Linked DNA regions of Homo sapiens: regions 2 and 3 are each linked to region 1. Evidence: chromatin contacts called from ENCODE Hi-C or POLR2A ChIA-PET data. All regions are on one chromosome and are shown on one strand. Each heading gives the region's core, a stretch centred on a gene start or an enhancer-like site at or near the end of the contact. The rest is flanking DNA. Distances are from core to core; before and after follow the strand shown.

Evidence for each region. A loop is a pair of places that touch in the nucleus more often than their neighbours do. ChIA-PET counts read pairs that join two places held with the same protein, here RNA polymerase II (POLR2A). Pooled maps may share reads with other maps.
Region 2: a pooled map shows a loop between it and region 1 (2.5-fold over the local background). The contact joins two enhancer-like sites. A Hi-C loop is called at or near these places in 2 of 168 maps with a recorded cell type or tissue (Calu3 and PC-9) and 4 of 50 pooled maps. POLR2A ChIA-PET finds 5 or more read pairs at or near these places in 1 of 52 experiments (H1).
Region 3: a loop to region 1 is called in a map of MCF 10A, with 7 times the contacts of the local background. The contact joins two enhancer-like sites. A Hi-C loop is called at or near these places in 2 of 168 maps with a recorded cell type or tissue (MCF 10A and adrenal gland) and 6 of 50 pooled maps.

Annotation. Positions count from the first base shown.
Region 1 is chr7:106,174,898-106,179,501 of GRCh38, forward strand. No RefSeq gene overlaps it. Among named protein-coding and RNA genes, the nearest start is that of SYPL1, 65 kb to the left of the region's middle. RefSeq lists a silencer at 1,848-1,987. Within about 2 kb of position 1,979, at least 9 of the 41 ENCODE cell types and tissues checked have a DNase peak (open chromatin) inside an H3K27ac peak, as active enhancers do.
Region 2 is chr7:106,765,995-106,770,598 of GRCh38, forward strand. No RefSeq gene overlaps it. Among named protein-coding and RNA genes, the nearest start is that of LINC02577, 6.7 kb to the right of the region's middle. Within about 2 kb of position 2,182, at least 4 of the 41 ENCODE cell types and tissues checked have a DNase peak (open chromatin) inside an H3K27ac peak, as active enhancers do.
Region 3 is chr7:106,715,519-106,720,122 of GRCh38, forward strand. No RefSeq gene overlaps it. Among named protein-coding and RNA genes, the nearest start is that of CCDC71L, 57 kb to the left of the region's middle. RefSeq lists an enhancer at 2,586-3,785. Within about 2 kb of position 2,798, at least 9 of the 41 ENCODE cell types and tissues checked have a DNase peak (open chromatin) inside an H3K27ac peak, as active enhancers do.

The DNA.
Region 1 (4,604 bases), core at 729-3,228:
ATTGCTGACTAATACAAGCTTCTCACATTTATATTTTCAAAATGCTATATACTTGGAAACATATATATATTTTTACAGAAGTGCATAGCATATTTATGATTGTGTTACACAGGTTTTCCTGCTGTCTTTGTCTTTTCCTTATTAGATCGGTTATCCCCTCTTTTATTTTCCCTTATCCTACCTAAAGAAGTCTCCTTTCCTTTCCAAGTAATCCATGTTAACAGCCTACAATGCAGCCATCTATATTTTCTCCATATTTATTATATACTTATATACAATAATATGAATGCATATATTGCAGGAATGACATTCAAAATATGTAGCAAATACGTACTGGCTGCAGTATGCACAGCACCAACCAAACACAGTGAACGCTTGCTAAAATGTCCAATATGGTTTTATCAGTGTACACTGGCTGAATGCCAGCCCTGCACACACACGTACACATATACACAACAGAAATTTCTATCATTATGTTGTTTTACAAAAATGGAGCAATATTATGAACACTTTTACCCTATATTTTTAATGATTGTTTTCCACACAGTACCTCATTCCTTAAATTTCAACTCCAATATGGCTCTATTCATTCCATTTAATTGCTGTATAAAGCCATATTGAATGGGCTAGATCTATCAGTGTTTATTCAACAGTACCCTATTAATGGCCTTTTTCTTTGTACTGGTGTTTTTGCTACTGGGAACAATGCTGCAATTAGCATTCTTGTGCAAATATTGATGTGTCCTGGTGCTTTTATCTTGAGAGCATCAAGTCCCCAGAATGGAGCAGGTGGATTGATTGAGTGGTAAATTTTGTTAGATGACGTCAGATAGCTTTTCAAAGTTCAGTAACAATTTATATTTTTTGCCATCAAGATTTAAAGAAATCCTTTCCCCTACATCCCACTCAGCTATAAGTAAGTGGCTTTCTGATTTTTGCCAGTAAGTATAGGTATACAATAATGATCTGCATTTCCCAAACTGCTAGTGAGCTGAACACTTTTTCATGTCTTGGCTACTTGGATCTTCTCTCCATGTCTTTGCTCATTTCTCCATTGCGTTTTTTATATCCTTGTCAATATGTAGAACCTTTTTTTGCATATTGTAGGTATGAATCCTATGCCTACATTGAAATACTTTTTTTCTTAATCTACTATATGTCTATTGTTTTGGCGTAGGTTATCACTGCCCTAGCAAATGCTATCATGAGTTTAGGAGTGTGCTGCATCTTTCTCATGTATTTCTTTATATCTCTCTCCCCCTTCCCTCCCTCTGTTCTCCTCCCTTTCCTCTTCTTTCCCATTTCTTTCTCTCTCTGTGCCTGTTTTCCTTCCTTTCTGTGTCTTCCTCAGGATCTCCTTTTTTCTACCTCCTGCTCTGTCTGCTTCCTTTCATCTACTCCTTACCTCCTTGCTTCTCCAGCTCCATGGGAATACTCATTTTCAGTGCAGAGAGCACAGTGTTTTTCTGCTTGTGTCACTTACAAAACCAAGTCAGACCGAAGAGGTATTGCAGAGCAGCCCAGTAAGGGGTTAAAGCAGTATGTTTTCAAAATCGGCTGAATGTAAGTTCCTTTGGGAAGGTTTTTCTTTTTATATGGATCCCCCAGACCCATCCTCAGAGGTTTTGATTCTGTAGGTCTGGATGGGTGTCAGTGGGTATTTATTTCCAAATCTATCCAGGTGATTGCAGTACCTGGCCATCTGTGGGTGAGTGCTGGCTCAGGGAAGTTGGACATGTGCTCCCCAGTGTGGGGGTAGCTTGCTTGGGTGACTGGACAACACAGGTTATTGCAGTCTTAGATAATTGGCTTCCACAACCACCCAGCTCAGCACAAGACAGCAGGGAGGGGTTCCAGCGGAGTAGAGACAATGGTGAAGTCGTGGTCTTCTGGCCGGATTCTGCATCTCAAATGGCAGCTTTGCATGAATGCAGCCGCAGTGTGGCAAATGGGCACAGGGGGGCAGTGTGGCCCCACGTGGCTCCGAAGCCCTCTGATTCTGCATGAGGCCTGACCCGGGCTGGAATGCCGGCTCCAGGAAAGCTGTGAGCTGGTGAAGGGCTCTCCCACTGCCTTCTTCCCCTTCCACTCTTAGTCCCTGTCCCACAGAACCTGGCTTTCAGATGATTAAAGTTCATCCACCATTTACTGAGCATGAATTATCTCATGTCGAACACTGTCCTGGGTTATTTCATTTAATCTTCATAACAATCCAAGAAAGGCATATGATTTCCACCCTACGCAGAGGAAGCTGCAGTTTGGGGAAGTTAATTAGTTTCCCAGTGATGGCAGAGCCAGGATTGAGACCAAAGCCTGTCTGACTCCAACCCCAGTTGAGTGGAATTCTTTGCATTCAGTAACTGCTGCTCAATACAGGTAACAAATAGTTGATTCTGAACATATTAGGTGCTAATTTACCAGTTAATTTATTCATGCACGCTGATTGTTTCCCCTTTCTTCCTTCTTTAAAGAGATCAGTAAGAATAACCGAGTTAGCTAAGAAAGCTCAAAGCCCGAGGTCTGTTTGGATTTTAACAGGAGACTCTGAAGAAACAAAGAATGAAATAGCTGATGGTGAAATAGTGGCCATGGGGTTGGCTTCTCCATTCAACTAGGCCAGGGTATCACACTAAGAGTCTGCAGATCAAATGCAGGATTTTATTTGGCTAACATGATGTTATTTAAAAACCTAAATTCCAGTGGTTTTGTTGTTTATTTAGAGACAGAGTCTCCTTCTGTCGCCCAGGCTATTCCAGTGGTTTTAGGTGGGACATCTGCTTTGCAGTTTATCACAATCCCACCCTTCCCCTTTCTGTACATCTTTCTGCTTTGCTCGTTGATGCTACCTGCCTGGCATCCGCTAACAGCAGTGCCGGGCTGACGGGTCCTGTCACACTCCTGCAAGATGAGAACTGGCTTTGGGCCCTGCTCTGTCTCTTTCCCTTGCTCCACTTCCCTCCCAGGTGCTTCCCTCCCAGGTGCCATCATTGGCCCTCACACCTGTGTTGGGTGCGTCAGTCAGTCTGCTCTGCTGCTTCTAGCACCCAGATCAGTCCCAGGTTCGCCAGGGCTAAATTTAACCTGCAGCTGCTTCATCAGATGCTCGGGTATTTTCAGCCCTAGGAGCCTCGGGTGGCTGAGCTGAAAGTAGCTGAGGACTGCTGGCCAGGGCTTACGTCCAGTGTTGTGGATTGAAATTAGCATCCAGGTTGGTCCAAGGTCTTGGCTACCCCCCACACTGTGCTTCCATTTTTCTTAACTGAAGATGAGGAGAAGAGAGAGAAGGCAAGAACTGGCAGAGAATAAGACAACACAAAATAGATCCTGGGATCCCTCTGAATTTGCTCCATCATTCCTCCCTTCTCCACAGCCAGGAATGCCCCTCTGGTTGGTGGCCTAGCAGAGGGTACAGTCTGCATCACACAGTGAAGTGCTGCCAGCTGGCCTGTTCTCTCCCAAGCCACTGTTTTGGGGAGCCACCAGCCTTGCTCTGAGCTCCAGCGTTCATGTGTCTGTCATTCAGTGTCCTTTCCTGACATGGGCATTCACCAACAGGACTATGTTCCCCAAAGCCTTGGCCCATGACCTCTGAAAGTTCCCTGCTGATGTGTGCTGTGGAGTCGATAGTCCCTCTGGCCAAGCAAGCAGATGCGTGTGCAAAACTGCAGGCTGTCAGTGGCATTTACAAAGAGAAGAGGAATGTGGGTCCAGAGATGGGGCAGGCGGCCTTGAGGGGAGGAGAGGAGAGGAGATGCATGTGGAGGGGGGTTGTAGCCCCTAGGTCCTGGGGCCCTGGGATGGAGGAGGTGCCTGCCTGGGCATGAACCATCCTGCCTATCCTCAGCTGATGTCCTTGGCAACAGGCTGTCAGCCATCATCAAACCTCCTGTGAAGCCAAGTGAAGCAAAGTCCTCCCTTTCTCCCTAAATCCTACATGTCCAAGGCAGGAGATGTTCCCCTGACTACTACTTTAGTAGGTGCCCAGTGGGTGGCACCTCTAGCCCACAGCTCCAACACTAGAAGGGCTGTAGGGATCCTTTGTTTGGATCTGCTCATGTTACAGACAGGCAAGCTGTAGCCCTCAGAGGTTGTAAGTTTCATGGCTGGAACCCTGACCTCCTGATATGAGTCCTCAGCACCCTTCTCTCTTTCACGCCAATATTCACAATACCTAACAATCAGGATTCTGTACCAGGCACTATTTCATTTTATTTGTTTGAGACAGGGCCTCGCTCTGTCACCCAGGCTGGAGTGTGGTGGCATGATCACAGCTCACTTCAGCCTCAACTTCCCTGGGCTCAATCGATCCTCCTGCTTCAGCCTTCTGGGTAGCTGGGACTAGAGGCACATGCCACCATGCCTGGCTAATTTTCCATTTTTTGTAGATACGAGGTCCCACTATGTTGCCAGGGTGGGCTCCAACTCCTGGGTGCAAGCGATCCCTGCCTTGACCTCCCAAAGTGCTGAAATTATAGGTGTGAGCCACTGTGTTGGGCCCACCAGGCACTATTGTAAACACTTCTCAGGTATTAACTCATTTAGACCTTGTGTGAGGTAGGCACTGCTATCATCCCCATTTCACAGATGAGGACGCTGAGACTCAG
Region 2 (4,604 bases), core at 932-3,431, 590 kb after region 1:
CCAAGGAAGGACAATTCTGTGATACCATTCATGCCCCAGAACTCCCGCAGGATCAGGTTGGGGTCAGACTTTAGCGTACACGCATCTTTGCCCAGCTTCCTCCCCTCCCGTCCCCTGCTCAGCTTACTCCTCTACTGGCTTCTCCTGAACCCACTCCCTTAATGAGTCACTCCATTTCAGGCTCTCCTACTAGAGAACCTGACCTAAGGCACTTGCCTTGAACATTTCCAGAAATAGAGCTGTCTGCCTCACAAGGCATGCCATTCTGTTTTTGGACAGCTCTGATCATTAGAAAAGTTTTATTATTTTATTAGGATCACACTGCCTCTGTAATCTCCACACATGAGTCTATGTAGAGTAAGTCTAATCCCTTTTCCACATGACGGCCTCTCAGATATTGGGGCAGGGGGGATTCCTTCTTAAATCTACTTTATTTTTAGGCTATGAGAAAAAAGGGGGAGCTTTTTTAAAAAGTTTTTTAAAAACTATACAATAATATTCTAACTCAGAGTAATGTCTGCCTGACAACAAAATTGCATGAAGCAAATAATGAAAAGTCAGCCAGAAGAAAATCTGAAGAAGCTTATTTCAAATCCACTGGGTGCCAGGGGCAGAGAGAGGGGGTGGGGCAAAAAGACGTACCCAGCACAAGAGTGAAGAAGAGATCAAATCTCAGGAAAAGATAAATCAGACATAAACTACTCAAAACCAGACACAATGAAAGACTGCAAGGATCCCACAGAAGAGAAACCTTATAATTCTCCAGAGATGATGTCATAGAAGTAGACCTAAAAAAACTCTAGGACTCAAATGTGTATATGTCACATGCACACCGTATCCATACTTTGAAGATTTTTAGATAAGGATTGGTAAACACTGTCTCAGGATCATTGAGACTTACTGATGAGATGCATACCTGGAATACAACATTAAAAGAGCATGCATACCTTGTTCAAAAGGAAAACGTTTCCTCGAAAGGATAGGATAGGAAAATTGTATGTCAAGAATATATATATTCCAATGGAAATTTAAAATCTGAGAGTAGAAGTATTTAAAAGGGGATAAACCCGGAAAGAGATGGAAGTAGTATCTTTGAAGGACTGTAATACAGATACCCAGCACATGAAGGAAATTGGGTAAAACAATCCTAGATAGCTCTCATGAGCAGGGCAAAGTCAGAGATAACCAGGTCCATGCATGTTTGTGTCTCCACAATGTCAGATTTTTACTGATGCTATTTTAACCACAAAAGCCACAAGCTACATGGAGTTCTCAAGAAGGCAACTCTCTCCTTAGTACTTCTCGTTCACTCCGTAGTCAGAGCACACAGCTCAAGCCACTCCACAAGTCAGTCAACATTGCAAACCATATATAGTAGTATATTTCATCAACATATAAATGTTAAGATTAAACATTCCACACCAAAGTAATATTTAACATCAAGAGAAAGGGAATAGGAAAAAGGATTAATGAAGTAGTCCGAGGAAAGTGACGATGAAGACAGAAAGAATCTCCTGGTCTGTGCTCGGCGGTCCAGGAAAGGTCTTGAAAGGAAAAGTCTTTGATGTGGGCAGAGCCTTCAGCAGCAGATGCCAGGTGTTGATCACTAGTGACAGTAAGAGCATGTCAGTTAAGATGGCCGCTTTGAGCTGCTGAAGCCCTGCTCTTTTTACGACCACCAGAGGACTGATAGTGGAAGTGTGTGCTTGTTTATGCCCTTATCTGGTTGGATGCAGTCTTTATTTATTACAAATTTATTAAGCAAACATCGTATCCCTGTTGGCAAAATGTCCCGTGAAATGTAAGATGGAGTCTTTTTTTTAAGATGGAGTTACTTATGTCAAGGGTGCTCAATACAATAGCCTTTGTTGGGGCTTTATAACTTAAAATGTGCTTTCTCACATTTTCTTCAATCTCAGAGAAGACTTATCAGATGAATAATACATTATCATTATTTTATGGAAGTTATAAGTGATTAATTGACCATGCCCTGTTAAATTAAGTTTAGCCTAAAGCTGCCTCCTTACATATTTTTAAGTTGAGGCTAAAGGTTTCTCTGCACATAGTGAACTGTAACCTAACTGGATGTATCAACAGACTGTAACTTGCTCTTGTACCCATCACTGAGCTTCAGCCAATTGCAGATGGCCAACTGTTTAAACCACGTTCAAATAAGACAAACATCAAGCTGTAACAATCCAGCTGTTCCTATTCCTCACTTCTGTTTCACTTTCATTTTTCTGTTCATAAATCCTTTTCACGTGAGTCTGTCTGAATCTATTCTGGTTTGGGGATTGCCCAGTTCATGAAACATTCTTTGCTCAATTAAACTCTGTTAAATTTAGTTTGTCCAAAATTTTTCTTTTAGCAGCTGCAGATCGCCCAACTCATCGGTGGTAGGTCTAAGACTCGAGCATGGGTCTTTAAGCCTAAAGTCTATATTCTTGCCACATAGCCATGCTATCTTCTGATACATGTAGCAAAACTGCTACAGAATTGGCCACCTGGAACCAGTTAGTGGTATCCTGCTATTAACCACATGTATTGGTTACCTGATGCTGCCATAACAAATCACCACAAACTAGGTGGCTTAAAACAACAAAAAATTATTATCTCAGTGTTGGCAGCTAGTAGTCTGCAACTAAGGTGCTGGCAGGTTGATGTTTTCCTCTGACGCCTCTAGGGAACCTTCCTTGCCTCTTCCTAGCCTCTAGCAGTTGCTTGCCACCCTTGGTGCTCCCTGGCTTCTAGATGCATCACTGCAGTCTCCACCTACGATCTTCTCCCTGTCTGTGTCCCTGTGTCCCAATGCTCCTCTTTTTATAAGGATCCAGTTATATTGAATTTAGGGCCCATTCTAATCCAGTATGACCTCGTCTTAACTTGATTACATCTGCAAAGACTGTATTTTCAAATAAGGTCATATTCACAGGCTCCAGGTGAACATAAGCTGGGGAAAGGCACACATTCAACCCAGCGCACAGCAGACGGAGAGTTTGTTCTTGGTTTGGGTTACTGACAATTTTCCCTCAGCAGGTAAAGGAATACATTTAGGAAATTTTTGTCCTGGATTCCAACAAGAAAGAAGGAGGTGTCAAATGCAGAAACAAGCAAACCTTGGAATAAAATGGCCTTGATGTTTATAATAGTGAAAAAGGTAATGGTCAGACCTTCAGAAAGGGGGCTTCATAAAAAGTAAGGAAAATAATAGTGCCCAAGGGAATATGTTTAGAAGAGGAATGTAGACTCTGAAAACAGGATTACTTGAGCATTACAAAAATGATCCTGTTTAGGAGGAAAGATATGCTGTCTGGAAAGAAAATATAATAGAAATAATCTCAGATAATTGACCATAAACAAGCTTGTGCTGAAAACATAAACAGCAAGAATAGAATAATAGTCTAGGAGCACACAGTTCTCAGAGAGGAGGTAAAAGGAGGGTTAGATCTGGAGTAGTAAGACTCGAGGTTCCTATGGCTCAGAGGACGGATGGGGTGGACAGACCCAAGCATGCGATAAAAGAAAGGGAAAATTTGTTTAGAGTATTATGAGAATAAAGTCTTAAAATAAAGTAGGGGCGGAGATAAATACTAAAGACAGCAAGAAAGCTGTTTTTCTTTTTAATCTCCGTAGCCAAGAAAAGATCTGGGAAGAAAAACCTATGCTGTATCTCAGACAATATCACCTTAGGCCAAGCATGGTGGCTGACACCTGTAATCCTAATGCTTTGGGAGGCCAAGGCAGGAGGATCACTTGAGCCCAGGAGGACCTCTTGCCCACCAGCCTGGGCAACAAAGTGAGACTCCATCTCTACAAAACTTTGTAAAAAATTAGCCAGGTGTGGTAGCACACGCCTGTGTTCCCAGCTACTCGGGGCTGAGGTGGGAGGATCACTTGAGCCCAGAAAGTAAACCCTCACTAGCCATGTTCACTCCACTGCACTCCAGCCTGGGCCACAGAGCAAGACCTTGTCTCAAAAAAAAAAAAAAAAATTACAATATAACCTTAACAAATGATAACATAATCAAAGAACCATTCAATTTTCTGCTTCCTTCCATATTCTAAGAGAGATGAACATCAATTTTGAAGCAAACATTATGAAGAGAGAATTAAAACCTACAATAGAAAAAGAGATAGTAAGAGAAATCTTCACTTACTCTGAATGACTTCAAAACTTCTGTTAATACAAATTCTATCCCAAAGTATCAAAAGAGTTTGCAGATGAGATCAGAGAACTGCTCCTGAGAATCAAGGAGAATGGAAAAGGTGACTAATGGCTGGAAAATGTTTCTACTTCTAAAAATAGTGAAAGAATGAGATCTGTATGTAAACTGATGAGCCTCATGCAGACGCCAAACAAAATTCTAAAATGGATGATTTGTAGGCAAGATACAGTAAACAAATACTAACCAGTGTGAATTCACTAAGAACAAGTCATGCCAACCAGTCTCACTTCTTTTCTTAGATTTGGTTGCCTGTGTGTCAGGAGGAAGGCATGCACATGGTATGCCTTGGTTTTAGCATAGCATTTGCCAAATATCGTGATGCACACCTTTTGTTGTTAAGATGGAGGAATGAGGGCCCAGGTAACAGCAAGATGACTG
Region 3 (4,604 bases), core at 1,548-4,047, 540 kb after region 1:
AAACCTCCTGCACGTTGTGTACATGTACTCTAGAACTTAATGTATAATTAAAAAAACAAAAAAACCAGCTCTTGCTTCTGAAAGATGCCACAGTCTATTGAGAAAAACAAATAAGAAAATAAGCAAGTGTGATAATGCCATAGTAAAATGCTAGGAGAACATGGATTTGGAGCCCACTGCTTCTAACAGGATCTGATGATTCTGAAATGATTTTAAATGTGTTTAGCTTTCATAGGTAACAGCTTTCCAAAGTATTTGAGCCAATATATTTTCTTACCTGCAATGTATGAGAGTTCTAACTATTCCACATCCTGGCCAACACTTGCTATTGTATGTCTTTGTAATTTTAGCCGTTCTGATAGATATGTCATGGTATCTCATTGTGGTTTTAATTTGCATTTCCCTGATGAGTAGATGTTGGTGAAGGCAATAGGTGGGAAAGGGTAGATGGAGGAAGAGGCATTATAGACAGAGAGACCAACATGTACAAGTAGACACAGAAACTAGAGAAAATATGTATCGTAGGTGCACAGGATAGCAAGAGACAAGGCAAGAGAGAACACAAGGAGGAGTATCAAAAGCCTTGCCCAACACACTGAGAAGGTTGAGCATCTCATAAAATCACTGGAAAGCTAGCCATAAAAATATTTTATAAGTAAGACATAAATGTAACCAGATCTATAGTTAAATGATCCCTCTAACAACAGTGTGGAAGACAAATTGGAGGAAGGAATACTGGAGGAAACGGCAAGGGAAGGAGGTAAGTAGGGCTTGAATAGAGGCAATGCCACCAAGGACATGCCAAGAGAGTGGTTTTTAAGGACATTTAGACAATAAAATCTACAGGTTTGGCTCAACACAGGAAATGAGGAGGATGAGGAGCACAAGATGGCACCCAGCATTCGGGCCTGGCAGACATGCTATACTTGAAATAGGGGTAGAATATCTAGAAACCAAGCAGTGTGTCCTGGAGGTCTGGTATTTGTTTACCTTACAAAACAGTTAAAAGGATTTTGTTTTCAAAGCTTAATTCATAGGACCACCAGAATTATATTTCCAAAGGGGCCCTGGGAGTTGAGAGAGGAGATAAACATAGTGTCTTGGTCTTTGAGAGCAGAAAAAAGGGTTCCTGGGGCAAATTCTGCACTGATGAAGAGGGCTGCCTTCACTATCTCTCCCAGAGAAGTGCTCCAAAGCTGGCAGAAGACCCTCAGTCAAAGGCAACACTGTACAGCAGAAGCAAAAGTACAAGATACCAACTTCTGTAGACTACATACAGGTCGTCAGCATGTGTGGGGTGGGTAAAGCCATGAAAACGAGTGAGCTTATGCTAGGATTGCTTAGACTGTGAGGAGAAAAGGGCCAAGATGATGGGAAGCATCAGTGTTTAACAGGTGGAAAGCCTGAAAAAGAATGTCCAGAAAGGCAAGAAGAGAGCCAGCAAAGAGCAATGTAATGGAAACCAAGGAGGAGAATTTTATGAAGGAAGTGATCAATATAGTCAAGTGCTGGAAAGAGAAGTTAAATAACATGAGGATTTTAAATAGTTAGAAAATCTTTAATGACTTTGCAGAAGCCACTTCACTAGGTTAATGGGATGTAAGCCTCATTATGGAGAGCTTTAGAGTAAATGAGCAATGATAAAGTGCAGAGAATGGTTTATATTATTTTGGGGGGTTAATAATGAAGTTGGAAAAATATAGGGTGATCTCTAAGAAGAATTACAAATTTAGGGGAAAGAACTTTCCTTTAATGTGGTAGAACCTGTAGCATGGTAAAAGGCTATGGAGAAGAAGCCAATGATAATAGGTTGAAAAAAATGGAAGAGAAAAGAAGCTAAGAAGTAACTGAAGCATTAGAAGGGAAATCTCCAGAGAAATCTAAGGATTGTCAACTATGCCAACTGTTTAAACAACTTCAAGAAACATAAGGACAGAGAACAGTCTACTGTATTTGGCAATTAGGGCATCAGTAAGAGTTGTTTTGAGAAGTTCACTTGAGTGTTGGGGACAGAAGCAGAGTACAAGGAGCTGAGAATCTAAGGGGATATGGGAAACTGAAGACAGAAAATTGAACACTACATTTTCAAAGCACTTGGCTGTGATTGGAAGAAGAAAAGTAAATTATTTAATCCTACCTATCATTTCTGCTAGGCCCATGGTCTCCTCTGAGTGGCCAGTATCCAGTGATCTTGCCCTGCTTATTGGACAGGAGTGGACACTAAGCCAAGGGAAGTTTACCTTATGGGCATAGCTGTCAATCAAAGGGGAGCACCCAAAGTAATGCACAATTTGCTTTTTCTTAGTGGATCCTCTTTCTGGGAGAAATTAAAAGTGTACTCACAGTTCAACGACAAATACACAGTGACACTACTGGAAGAGACTCATTTGTTTTTGGAGTTATGAAGCACTCTCCTTTTTCTTGGATTAATTTATCTCCATGGTAATTAACCAACAAAATTATGTTCAGAGATATAGTTTCTGTTAGATTGCCTTTCAGAGATTAGATCTTTCCTTTTCTACACTTCCCTTTATTTTGAGCCATGAATAGCAAAGCAAAGGACCATTAAGTATCCTATTAGCCAAATGCTTTAGTTTACACCATGATGATCTCAGAATACCTAAGTAATCAGTCAATACATTTTTTTAAAAGCCAAATAAGTTAATAATCTTAATGAAGTCTGACTTCATTAAGTCATTTTTGTAGTTCATTTTTGTAGTTTTTAGTGTAATTTAGAGACATAGCTCAAATCAACTTCCTCATTCTATAAGTAGAGGTACACATAATTATGCCCTTAAAGCTAATCAGGATTTTCAAAAGTCAAGCATACCATGGGCTGTGGCTTTTATTAGTCACAGCCTCCGGAAATGTTGATTCAGCTGAGTAGGAGGCAATGGGAGCATTCATTGTGACTTAGTTAATAGTCATGTGTGGGGGAAGGGTGCAGAACTGGGTAGAAGATGAAAGAAGATAAGCACATGTTTAAAAGAATTGCATTAAACAACTTTTTACTATGGTTAGAAAAGTAGCATTTGTTTTTTTCATGCTGTAATATGTTCAGCTTCATAATGAGTTGTGACATTTACAGCATTCTTTTAAAGATATCTGGGCAGAGCAAAGCCAGGGAGGAAATTACTGAGCATGACTACTGGCAACTGGTGATAAATACTTTCGCATTATTTAAAAATATTTAATGGCCACTGTCTTTATTGTGCAAGGTATACTACCATTTCATTATCATTTTTCAGATACGTGACTCAAGTTACCAAGTTGCCATGACTGCCTACTGGAGATGAAGGAAACAAAATCATCATTACTGAAAAATTCTTGAAGAAAAAAATGTTCATCAATTTGGAGATACCTGTCTTCCAGAATACTTGAGATTATTCTTTAAAAACAATTTTTACCACATATAAACAGAAGCCAAGGCTAACTCAAGATAAAAATTTAGGTCTTAAGGATCTTTCATGCCTGTAATCCCAGCACTTTGGGAGGCCAAGATGGGCATATTACTTGAGCTCAGGAGTTCAAGACCAGCCTGAGCAGCATGGCAAAATCCTGTCTCTACAACAAATATAAATATTAGCCAGGCATGGTGGCGAGTGCCTGTAATCCCAGCTACTCAGGAGGCTGAGGCAGGAGAATCACTTGAATCTGGGAGGCTGCGGTTGCAGCGAGCCGAGATTGCACCTCTGCACTACAGCCTGGGTGACAGAGTGAGACTGCATCTCAAAAAAGAAAAAAGATATACTTTGGGTGTGGATAGATGTAATATTTCTGAGAGAAAAGATCTTTTTTGCTCACTTTAAAAATTGTTCCTCCACCGCATCTCACCACTCCACAGCCTAAAATCACCTGATATTGATCCCTGTTCTATCCAGAGTATTAGTGATGTGTAGTATCTATTCAAAAAGTGCTCCAATACTGTCTTTGAGGTTTCCTCCCAGGCTACCGGCACCCATTCTGTAGCTTTTGCTGCTCTCAAATCTTGAGTTTACCAGAAATTGTCAATAAAAGTTTATTATACAAGAATCAGGACCATATTCCTTCCTCAAATGGCCCTTTAATGATTGTTGAATAAAATATCAAGGAGTTGCTGTGGTCTACTCATATCGTCCTAAAAACCAAGTTTGTACAAGTAGATAACAATCACTATGTTAGAACAACTTCTTGGCTGAAAGCAAGTACAAGACACCATTGATTATAAGACGCATCCCAATTTTAGACATGTTAACATGTGAAAACAAAAAACAGGCTTATCTTCAAGACATATTTTTAAACCTAGAAGAAGAGAAGGAAAAGGATGAGGAAAAGGAGAAGAACAAGAGAAAACTGTTCAAATAATCTAGATAAGAACTAAGGTACTAGTAGCAGAGAGAGAGAGAGAGAAGGGTTTGGACACAAGGCATATTTAGTAACTAGAATCACCAGGTCTTGGAACTGACGGGAAGTTGAGAAAGATGGCAACAAAGTATAGGAAAGCTATACAATTTCTAGGTCATATATCTGGATGGGAAGCAAATAAAAGATTAAGGGAAAATACTAGTTTAGTTTTGGATACACTATTTGACAACCAGATACAGATGTCCAGTAGGCAGTTGGAT